Regions from separate parts of the Homo sapiens genome. Here region 1 is linked to region 2. A link is a loop called in an ENCODE intact Hi-C map of the cell type or tissue named here. Cell type or tissue: PC-9. All regions are shown on one strand. Links, peaks and the distances in the headings refer to the core of each region. The heading gives the core; the rest is flanking DNA. Region 1 holds the start of LOC105373210 (a long non-coding RNA gene). Region 2 holds the start of LNCATV (lncRNA negative regulator of antiviral signaling).

Region 1 (5,376 bases), core at 122-5,121, 220 kb before region 2:
GACGGGTCTGAGTTGGATGCACAAAAGCATTTTTCCCTTAATCTCATTACAAGGGCTCCTCAGTCTTTAATTCTTCCCAGGGCTCACTTGCTGTGAAGTGATTTCCTCTTGGAATCCGTTTCTCTTTGTGAAGCTGGGAGAGCAAGTCTGTTTGGTTTTGTAGGGATGTGGGGAAGGAAAGCAAAGACAAAGGCAAAAACAAGTGGTGCTGGGGTGCCCTGGAAGTTCCTAAGAGCAAATGGACCCACTCTGAAATGTCTGCAGCTGAGACCAGTGATACTCGAATTCCAGTTTGAATGAGGATCACGCGCTGAGGTCACGTACTTACTGCTGTCTCCTGTCTACCTGAGGTTTACAAAATGTGTGAATAAAGGCGCCAGTGCTTTGACAGCTGGTCTTGCTCATGCGTTTAGAGAGCATCTTATTTCATCCTTTTTGCCCCTCGAATGTTGCGCATCTGACAGTTTGACCACCCTGCCTGGACTCTTACATGCATGTGGCATTTCTTTTTCTTTCTTTTTCTTTTTCTTTTTTTTTTTTTTTGAGACAGAGTCTCGCTCTGTCACCCAGGCTGGAGTGCAGTGGTGCGTCTCGGCTCACTGAAAGCTCCACCTCCCGGGTTCAAGCGATTCTCCTGCCTCAGCCTCCCGAGTAGCTGGGACTACAGGCTTATGCCACCACACCCGGCTAATTTTTTGTATTTTTTTTAGTAGAGACAGGGTTTCACCGTGTTAGCCAGGATGATCTTGATCTCCTGACCTCTTGATCCTCCTGCCTCGGCCTCCCAAAATGCTGGGATTACAGGCGTGAGCCACCACGCCTGGCCTGCATGTGGCACTTCTAACATGTTCCTCCTAAGCGTTGTGGACAAATCCATACTGAGTTTTTATTCTCATGGATTCATGTTTATTCTCAATACTTGAGGAAATTGTAAGTTTAACCAGCTTTCTGTTAATTTTACTATCCTTTCTCATGAAAAGATTTCTTTTCCCATCTGAATTGTTTCCTAGATTGTATCTGCAAATACAAAACTACAATGAGGGACAGAGGATTCTGGAAAATGAATGGGGATGCTGGGGGAAACTAACAACACCAGCGACAAAACCAAGCCACTGGAGCCTGAACCAGCCAGGTGCCTGAGGAAAAGGGGAGGGAAGGTTTTCTCTCCCGCGTATTGTATTCCTGTTGTATATTGTACATGTAATGCATGCTAGCTGCCATTTAGAATGGAAAAGCATGCCCTCACCACAGTCAGGCCCACATTTTGCTTTCCGTGTTAAAGAGAGAAATGGCGTAACGTGCTCGTGAAGAGGCGGCACCTGCAGCGGTTGGAGCTGGCACCCTTGGCAGACTTTCTGGGACCGAGTCCTAGCTTTTTCTCTTATTAGCACGTTGCTTCCCCTCATTTATAGAATGGGCCTCATACCTACCTCATGGGGTATCAGACAGCATCCTTTCTTTTCACCTGATGCATTAATTTGGACATGAACTGAGAGAAAAGAAATATAAAACATAGTCCCTGCTTTTCAGTAGCTTAGAATCCAGTGAAACTTACCAATATAAAAGAAAAGGATACAGGCAAATTCTTGACAGCATCTCCTCTGTACTCACACATCCTCTCCCACTATCTATTATATTTTCATGTAAAAACGTGTGTGGGTGAGGGAAGGATTCTGGGAGGCTTCGTCCTGGAGCTCCAGCGGCTTATCAATCACCATTAATCTTGGAGGCTCACAGCCCCCATGCCCATTTGCTGAAGAGGAGTGAGTCATCCTGACTCGAACAGCAATGCTGACAGTTAATTGAATTCCAGAGCCAACGTTTCTTCCTACCTACAGCAATTCTTCACAGCTCAGAGCTCAAGATTGCTCTGAGCAAGACCGCTGTGTTTACGAGGCAGAGAGAAAGAGAGAGAGAGGGTGCCTTTTTCAAGTGATGGAAAGGCCATGTTGACGTGTAAGATTTCGTTTTTCTTTGACTTTCAGGCTTAAAACTTATGCAAACTTGGTCCAGAACAAAATGGACCAAACAATTATGGTTGAAGATTGCTATTAGTGTCTTTCCATGGGGGCAAGGGGCACTGACAGAGAAGCCTCTTTCCACTCCAAATGTAGCAGGTGTAATCTGCAAGCTGCCGGGCCCTCTTTTAATAATCCTTTATCTTCCCAGGGATGACCAAGGGCAGTCATTATTTGCTGACTGGTCCGCTGTTGAAAAGGGAGGAAAAATTAACGCATGTGTAGAAAATTTTAATGAGGAAAGATTTATTTCTAGAGTCCTTTCACAACATGTGTATATTTCAAGAGGAGAGTGACTACGCAAAGTGACAAAGACAACAATTTATATTTGGAACAGCTAGTATTGGGTGATGGGCTGATTGGTTTGATGGAAGCCAGGTTGTCACGGACTGAAAAGGAAGCAGGTGGTAGATAAATGGAGGGAGCAGTGGATGATTCATTCAAGTCATTTAACACACTGTCTTGGGAATCATGTGCGCACAAAAGCAAACAAACTTTTTGGGAGATTCCAAATTAGGCAGTTGGGTCTTGGAAAGAGGCCCCCCATGTGGGAAGCTCGAGCCCCCTCCAGAAGGCTCTTCAGAAGCTGTGTTAGAACAGTGTGTTTCTCATGGTCGGTCCCTGACTCATTATCCCTGGTTCCTGGTTATACAGGATTTACCTGAAGCAAAATGACCACAAAGGCGAACTCCTCCAGGCCATCTCCTCTTGAAGTCCTCTTTGTTCACAGCAAGGCCCCAGGTCACAGTGCACAGCCTGCCTGGGCCTGTCTGTCCAGGATCCAGCCCAGGCTGAGAAGCCCTGCAGCAGGCAGAAAAAGGAAGCCTGAGGTTTGAGGAGAGCGCGGGGAGGGTGGAATGGAGCCAGAGGCCGTGGTGCCTTGGAGGCCCAGAGCCATGAGTCCCGCACCCTCATGGAAGCAACGGAGGGATCCCTCCCGGTTCTCAGTGCAGACAACTTCCTTTCCGACTGTGGCCCTGAGGATCAGAGAAGAACACCTGTCTACAATGGCAGAAAGCTTAGGGATTTACCTCTTCAACTACCTCTTGTTACAGAAGAAAAATCTGACTCACATGTGATCACAGCAAAACAATCTGAATGAGACCCCTCTTCTGATTTATTCTAAGCCCCCTCTCAGACTGCCCCTAGGCCAACAGGGAGTTGGGGATGGGGAGTGAAAGAGTTTTAGACAAACTGATTGGTTCGGCAACACAGTCTTCCGGCAGAATTCTTACTCCTTAGTCTTCAATAACAGGTTGTAGAAATTCATTCAAGTATGTAGGTTTGAGTCCTGGCTAATAGCTACCCTTGGAAAAGTTCTTAACTCCTTGAGTCTTGGCTTCTTCCCCTGAAAAATCAAGAATAATCATTGTAGTGGTAGTAGTAGTAATAATAATAATAATAATATCTGACTTATTGAACTTTCAGGATTACTGTGAAGATCTAATGACAAAATGAATATAAAATTACTGAAAAAGTATGAAGCCCTCAAAGTATCATGCAGTGTTGACAATAAGTTCATTGCATTTCAATCCCTTAAAACAAACAATTCAATTCTATTTCTATATTTCTATATACTTATAATGATTTTCACACACACTCACACACACACATACACACTTTAGCTCTCTCTGATCTTTATACACCGAGTCTCATGCTTTTACATGCATTTACCATCTGCTGTGCATAAAGCCTCACTCTGCCCAGAGCAGAGTTAACAGAAATTAGGGCTGAATCCTGACTCAGCCTCAGTTATTCACCTGTAACATGCATATAATAATTCATAAACAGTGGAGGTTTTTCCTTGCAGTGGACAGATGCTAAATCATTATAATGGTATCCCCATCCTCACATAAGTTTGATGGGCATGTAATGTGTGTTTGAACTTACCTATGGATTTCCTAGCCTGGCACTCAAGGCCCTCTGTAGTGTGAGCCTCTCTTCCTAGCCTCTAGTGACTCCCGCCGCCTCCCATCTCCACTCACTTCAACCTTAGCGGCCCCGTGCTTCCCACACCAGCGCAATGCTTCTCCTTTCTTCACCCAGCTTCCTCCGCTGGAAGAGGAGGATGTTCCCCTTTCTTTCCCTGCATTTCCAGCTCTTTGCCTCTGTTGGACCCTGTACTGTCAGCCCACAATGACTTCCTTGTGTCCAAATTCTGCCCAGTCTCCTAGGTCTGGGCATTTGCTCCTCCCCTTTGAGATTTTTCCCAGAGCCTCTTAGCAAAGTCACTTTGCTCTCAGTTTTTGTGGCTCCTCGCCTGAATTTCCTCTGCACCACATTTCACTTTCTGCCCCATGATTCAGGTATGCATGGACATGCTTTCTCTCTTCTCTAAAATAAAAACTTGCTGAATGAATGGATAAATGTGTTGTCTTGGAATAATGGATTGATGTTTGTAGCTGCTTCCATAATTAAATTAAAAGCTTTTTAAAGGCAGGGACCACATCTTATCCGAAACTATAATTCAATTAACCAACACGTTGGAGGGCCTAGTCTGAAGTGGCACTGGATAAGGTGCTTCAGGGGTGGATGACAGAGCCTGTGAGACACATCCTTGCCCTTCAAGCGTTCACAAGCTGGTTGGAAAGGCAAGCCCCTCTCCTCTAAAAAAATGCATGGAGAAAACAACCATAAATATCTGTTAATGGGGGAGAGATTAAAAAAGAAAAGATTATTGTATTCATGCAATTTACTACTACTCAGCAATAAAAAGAAACAAACTATTGATAGACTTACTCAGCATTGATGAACCCAATCATTATGTTGAGCAAAAAAAGCCAGACATAAGACTGTATACCAATTGATTCTGTTCATATGGCAAGTCCAGAAGAGGGAAAACAAAACTTTGATGACAGAACTCAGATCACTGGTGGCCTGGGTTGTCTGGGTTGGTGGTGGGAACAGGGAGGGGGGTGATGAAAGCAAACAGGCATGCAGGAACTTTCTGAAGTGATGGAGATGCTTCATCCTGATTCGGATGGTGCTTACACACATGCGTTTGTCATCAAACTGCACACTTCAATTCTGTGCATCTTATTGTATGTAAATTTTATTCCAATTGAGTTGATTAAAAATGAGTAGAGAGGCCAGGCTCAGTGGCTCATGCCTGTAATCTCAGCACTTTGGGAGGTGGAGGTGGACAGATCACCGGAGGTCAGGAGTTCGAGACCAGCCTGGCCAACATGGTGAAACCCTGTCTCCACTAAAAATACAAAAATTAGCTGGGCATGGTAGCACATGTCTATAATCCCAGCTACTTGGGAGGCTGAGGCAGGAGAATCGCTTGAACCCCGGAGGCAGAGGTGGCAGTGAGCCAAGATCATGACACTGCACTCTACCCTGGGTGACAGAGTGA
Region 2 (5,376 bases), core at 143-5,142:
TACACCCAACTTTCCATACAATGCCGGACCCCGAGTTCACTTCCTGGTTTCACTGTTGACTCAGGTTGCAATCCTAGATAAGTAACTACACATGCTCACTGCCCTGGGCCCAAAGCTGGGGCGAGAGCCTGGAATCAGCGCACCCCCAAGAATTCCGGAACATGGGAAGATGCCCATCTTTCATGGAGGGGGCATGCCTCGAAGAGGAAAATCAGGCAAAAGGCCGTGTGCAAAGCTCCACGTGCAGGTGCAAGCTGCTTGTCCCTGAGTCTCTGATTGCGAGGAAAGGGGTCACCCGCTGGTCGCACCACCAACAAAGCCCTGCCATCCTTTGGCTCTGCGCTCACCCATAATTACTGGGCGTGAGGTGGGAAGGGCCGCCCTTTGGGACTCAGGTGGTGGGGAGGCTGCAGAACAGAGTCGGCAAGTCAACTCCAATCACAGTAAGCATTTTCAAAGAAACACATAAAAATAGCCAGAAGTGGGTCAGCACTTCCAGTGAGGTTAGAGACAGGAAATTGGGACAGACTCCCGGTCCTGTGTAGAGAGATAAAAGTTTTATTTCATAAGTACAAACTCATACTCTTTCCAATCTGATTCCTCGTTTCTTTTCTTTTGCTTTTTCATCTCCTCTGTCTTTTGGATACACAGGAAACACACACACACAGCTAACAAAAACAGTGTGATGTTGGAATCTTGCTCCTTCAGTTCTAAGGTCCTCTTTTTCCTGAAGCTGAAGAAAAAAGATACTTAAAGAAAACTTACTTGAGAGTCAGGCAGGAAGGGGAGATGGGATACACACTTTCCCTATCTTTCAGGTTTCTGCAATCTCAGCGCATGCTGCTTAAGAGGAAAAGAGCAGCAAAGCAGATGAAAAGCACTGCATCCTTAAGTGATTTACCTGTTCCCAAGCAGGCCTGCCTCACACCTGCCTCCCCCCAGTTCCCTGTCATTGACCCTCCCGCCACCATATCTGTGGCATCTGGTGTGCTGCACACACAGTATATGTGTGCAAGTGCATGGTATATACACATAGCACACATGCATACATGCTATAAACACATGCCCATATATAGGCTCAGTGCACAGGTACGCACAGTGCTCAGGTACACAGAGTACACACACCTGCTAGCCACATACACTCTCAGTGTACACACATGGTGCTCATGCACACATGGTAGTGCATGGTGAATCCACATAGCATCCATGCACACACACAGTACCCACACACACACGCGGTACATACACATGGCACCCCTGCACATACACAGTAGACATGCGTAACCCAGAAAGTGGTTCTTGCTCTCTCTGCAACCTTAAGACTTTGGCAGTTTTTGTTAACTCCCACACTTGGCAGGATTACATTTCCTTGTGGCCTCAATGACGTGATAGGGCAGATTTATTGGGCTTACAGAAAAAAAGAGAGAGGAGAGAGAGCGAGAGAGCGAACAGTAAACTCTGCTGTGCAGTCAACCTGGACCTTGGTTTTAAGTTGCACATCATCAGGGCCAAGAGAGAAGATTTGGCAACATGGGGTGGTTTGGTGAGAGTCGGCATGTTTCACTGGTAATCTGCTGGAGCACTAAAATATATACATCCAAAGGTTACCTTCTTTCAATTCACTGAAAAATAAAAGGAGCTTCAAGGCTGGACCAAATAACACACATAAATAACTCATGCATGCCTGCATGCATAGATGCAAACATACATACCCAAGATGTGTAGCAAACAAAACAGGCACAGTGCTTTCAGGAGAAACTTGGGTGTGGAAGTAAGTTCTACCTTTTTGCTCTATTTTCCTCCTGGAGGGAGAGAGGAAAAGCAGCTGCCTAAATGCTCAGTCAGCCCACAAGCTGTCATGCGTGACTATCTCCAGGGCAGACAGGAGAGCAGGAACCCCTTTCTGAAGCTGAGTTCTGATGCAGAATGTTTTCAGGGCTTAAGACAGCCCCCACACAGCTAGCCAACAGAACTTTCTGGGCTGCGGTCAGTTAGCTATGTCGCACAGGAATGGCATCTGCTTTCACTTATTTCAGAACTCAAGCATAAGTCCTGGGAGTATTTGACCAAAAGAGCCTCCCGCTTGGCGTGCGAGGGTTAGGTTTCCAGAAGATGTAGCACGTACCTGCGCTTTCAACTCCCAGAAGCCAAAGCTATGGAAAGATCTCAGCGTGTTTTTTTTTTAATTTTATTTTAAAATCATACCGTTTTAAAAGTTCTGCTTGTTATAAATCCAGCCTGAAAGCAGATGAATGAAACATAGACCCACACAAAAAAAATCTACAAGAATAGATCTTTTTTTTTTTTAACTTGGGGTTTTTGAGGAGGGATTTTAGAGGAGTGGCGGGGAAGCTACTCAGTCGAGATAAACTCCTTAAAAGCATGGGCAAAATTCCCTTTTCTGTGACCAGTTTTTTTAAAAATGACAAAGTCACACAAGAGAGGAAATGAAAAGGGAAATTTTTAGACTTCTCATCTGTGCTGAAAGCCCCGGGCTGTTTCAGAACCCGGTCAGGGTAACCGTCAGGCCTGCGGTCACCGCGCTGCAATCCCAGGAGGCCTTGCGTCAGCGGCCATTATATCAATAAGGAAGTACAATCACCAAACCACAAGCCGGCTTCTTTTCTAAGCCCACATGTTGCTTTAGAGGGTTTTCAAACAAGAGACTTTCCTGTTTTTGAAACCTGTGAATCCACAGGTCTTACAGGTTACTCAAATTATCTTATCACTTGCAGCATGAATTTCAAAACTGCTTACTCCAGCCTTCCCCTCCCCTGGAGGAACAGACGTCCATTTACAAACCAGAATCCTTATTTACAGTGTCCCGTTGCCAATTGCTGACACAGAAGGGGGAAAAAATACCAGTTATACATTAAGCTTTAAGGTTAAAGTATCTGTGCCAGACGCTGTCCAAACACCATCTATTCACTGACCTGAAGGCAGGATGACCACACCGGAGAAAATTCTACAGAAACAGTTTTGCGGTCACAGCAGTATTCCTTCACAGAGCCAGGCTATGTTTCCTGCAGATGCATACACATGCTTGCAAATGTACTGTAAGAAATCATCACAATTCACAGGAAACATATTTATCCTAAGATGTGTAGCAAATCTGTTGGAAATTTTTAAGCACAGCCAAAAGACATCCCAAACCACCTATGAGGTTGCTTCCCAGGTTGCTGGAAAAATCAACGTAGGATAGCATCGGTAGAGGACGCTACCGCGGCGCAGGTGAAAGATGTAAACAGTGCAATCTAAATCTTCAATGGGATGCAAGTCAGACTTATTTTTCTCTTGAGCAAATAAAAAGATTCAGATTAAAGAGTGCCTTATAGAACTGGTACAGAGTTCTACATAGAACTGATATAGAGTTCATCTAATAAGAGTGTCTTATAGATGAGATAAATCCATAAACAAACGTCTCTCTTTCCTGCTCAGCTCAGCAGCTTGAGAAAGATGTGCCACACCTAACAACTGCATTTGACAGCCATCTCCTGGTTTAACTTCTACCCTGGCCAGCGGCCACTTAGCGTTGCCCCAGCAATGCCTGCAGACTTCATCACGCGCTCCCTCGCTGGAAGCGTCCCTCCTAAGGCAGACCTGAAGTTCACAGAGGGCTTCTGGACAGTAGTTCACATTCTGTTTTCAATGGTGGCCTAATCAGACTGAGAATAAACAACAAGTGAACTTTATCCTGCAGCTACAACCAGTGAACTCTAAGCCCATTTCACAGAATGCACACAGCAATAATGGATCTAGCAGACACTTATCTAATCTCACACTTTCCGTCTTTTTGGGTTATAATCAACACTTAGCTCATCAACACACACACACACACACACACGCACATCTTCCAAAAAAGAACCTGCTCTCAGTTTAAGCACACTGAGATTTTATTTATCTTATTTTATTTGTCTGCATTCCAATAAACCTTCTAACATTGAAATGTTGAGACAGACACTCTAAAGTCAGGATGCTGTGATGTTTATGTTTGAGGGAGGGTTCTTTCAAAGTAGCCAAAATTGTCTCTCTTAGGAAATGTGAAGTGTGAATGAAGCCACACCAAAAAGTCTCAGAAGTAAATCTCTCAAAGATTATGACCAGCCTGTTGTGGAATAACGCAATATATCCTTAGAGGAAAATACAATAAAGTAAGAGAATTCCAGGCTTCCTACACAGGCCCAGTAGGTATTTTTTATCTTAATAACTCGTTGGTAAATGGCCTACTATGTCCATAGGAAAAGCATCCTCTTCTTCAACTGTGTTTTAAAAAGAATAACTTCTTCTTTCCTCCTTTGGAAAAGCCATTGCTCCAAAATTCACATAAAACAAATACAGACTGGTTTTCTGTTCCTTTCACTTTCTGTCCCTATCACTTTAGGCTGTGGTAACCAGGACTTCTAGGCCTAAATATGCTTGCCTGATTTTGCCTGAGTTTGCTGGAGAATTGCTCAACCACCCTCTCACTTTGGCTGTGTAGACCATAGCTCTTGCCCTCCCTCCAGGGGAGAGGCATTAACTAATGAAGAAAACAGTGACTCCCCTCTTCTGCCACCACTGACACTCCATACCCAGGCCTGTGCCACCAGGCCTGCTTCCAGGACTGTGGGCTGCCTGTTCCCTGCTATCCTGAGCCTTCCAGCTCCAGTGCCAACAAGGGCACTAGGTAATGGGTACTTCTGATGAAGGACACTGCATGAGATCTTCCCATCACTTAGAGAAGTGTTCCATTTGGGGTCATTACCAACCCTGTCTACTCAGACCAGCAAAGCATAGAGAAAAATAGGATGGATAGGCAAGTATAAGGCATCACCTTATATCTGTGTCTTAAAAAGCTCTTTATATTACAGAATTTCTTTATTTGGAACAACAAAATACTCTGAAGGGAATCTCATGAATTTTAGTTTGGAACGTTTATAGAGGTTGTCTGGAAGAATAGTTTTTGTTGATTTGGTTTTTTAATACAAAGAAAAATAAAAGCTTTTGTAGTTATTCTTGAAGGTATGACCTCCAATTACAAGCATGAGAGATATTGTAAGCAAGTCCTTTTCTTTTCTTTTTTTTTTTTTTTTAAGAGACAAGGTCTCACCATGTTGCCCAGGCTGGTCTCAAACTCCTGTACTCAAGCAATCTGCCCACCTCAGCCTCGCAAAGTGCTGGGATTATAGGTGTGAGCCACTACACCCAGCCTGTAAGCCAGTCTTTTAAAGCTCATTTTAAACTTTTTTTTTCTTTTTTGGGACAGGGTCTTGCTCTGTCATCTAGGCTGGACTACAGTGGCACAATCTCAGCACACTGCAACCTCCATCATCTCCAAAGTTCAAGCAATTCTCGTGCCTCAGCCTCCCGAGTAGCTGGGATTACAGGTGCCCACCA

Evidence for each region. Hi-C counts contacts between places; a loop is a spot of excess contacts. Peaks named below come from ENCODE experiments on the same cell type or tissue, not always from the same donor. Only the 100,000 strongest peaks of a DNase experiment are listed, where the experiment ranks them.
Region 1: a loop joins it to region 2, with 8 times the contacts of the local background. A loop is called at or near these places in 4 of 110 quality-filtered maps.

The regions. Positions count from the first base shown.
Region 1 is chr1:234,744,185-234,749,560 of GRCh38, forward strand. It overlaps LOC105373210 (a long non-coding RNA gene), which reads right to left and starts at 4,570. Exons shown (of 3, transcript XR_949292.3): 1 at 3,909-4,570; 2 at 2,680-3,366; 3 at 1,352-2,207. In PC-9, for the core only: no CTCF peak of the experiment used is centred there; DNase peaks (open chromatin) are centred at 1,827 and 2,697; H3K27ac peaks cover 1,687 bases.
Region 2 is chr1:234,960,834-234,966,209 of GRCh38, forward strand. It overlaps LNCATV (lncRNA negative regulator of antiviral signaling), which reads right to left and starts at 3,166. Exons shown (of 4, transcript NR_125945.1): 1 at 2,934-3,166. RefSeq lists enhancers at 1,932-3,131, 2,445-2,744, 2,765-2,814. In PC-9, for the core only: a CTCF peak has its summit at 3,175; DNase peaks (open chromatin) are centred at 1,418, 2,008, 2,738 and 3,518; H3K4me3 peaks cover 3,607 bases; H3K27ac peaks cover 5,000 bases.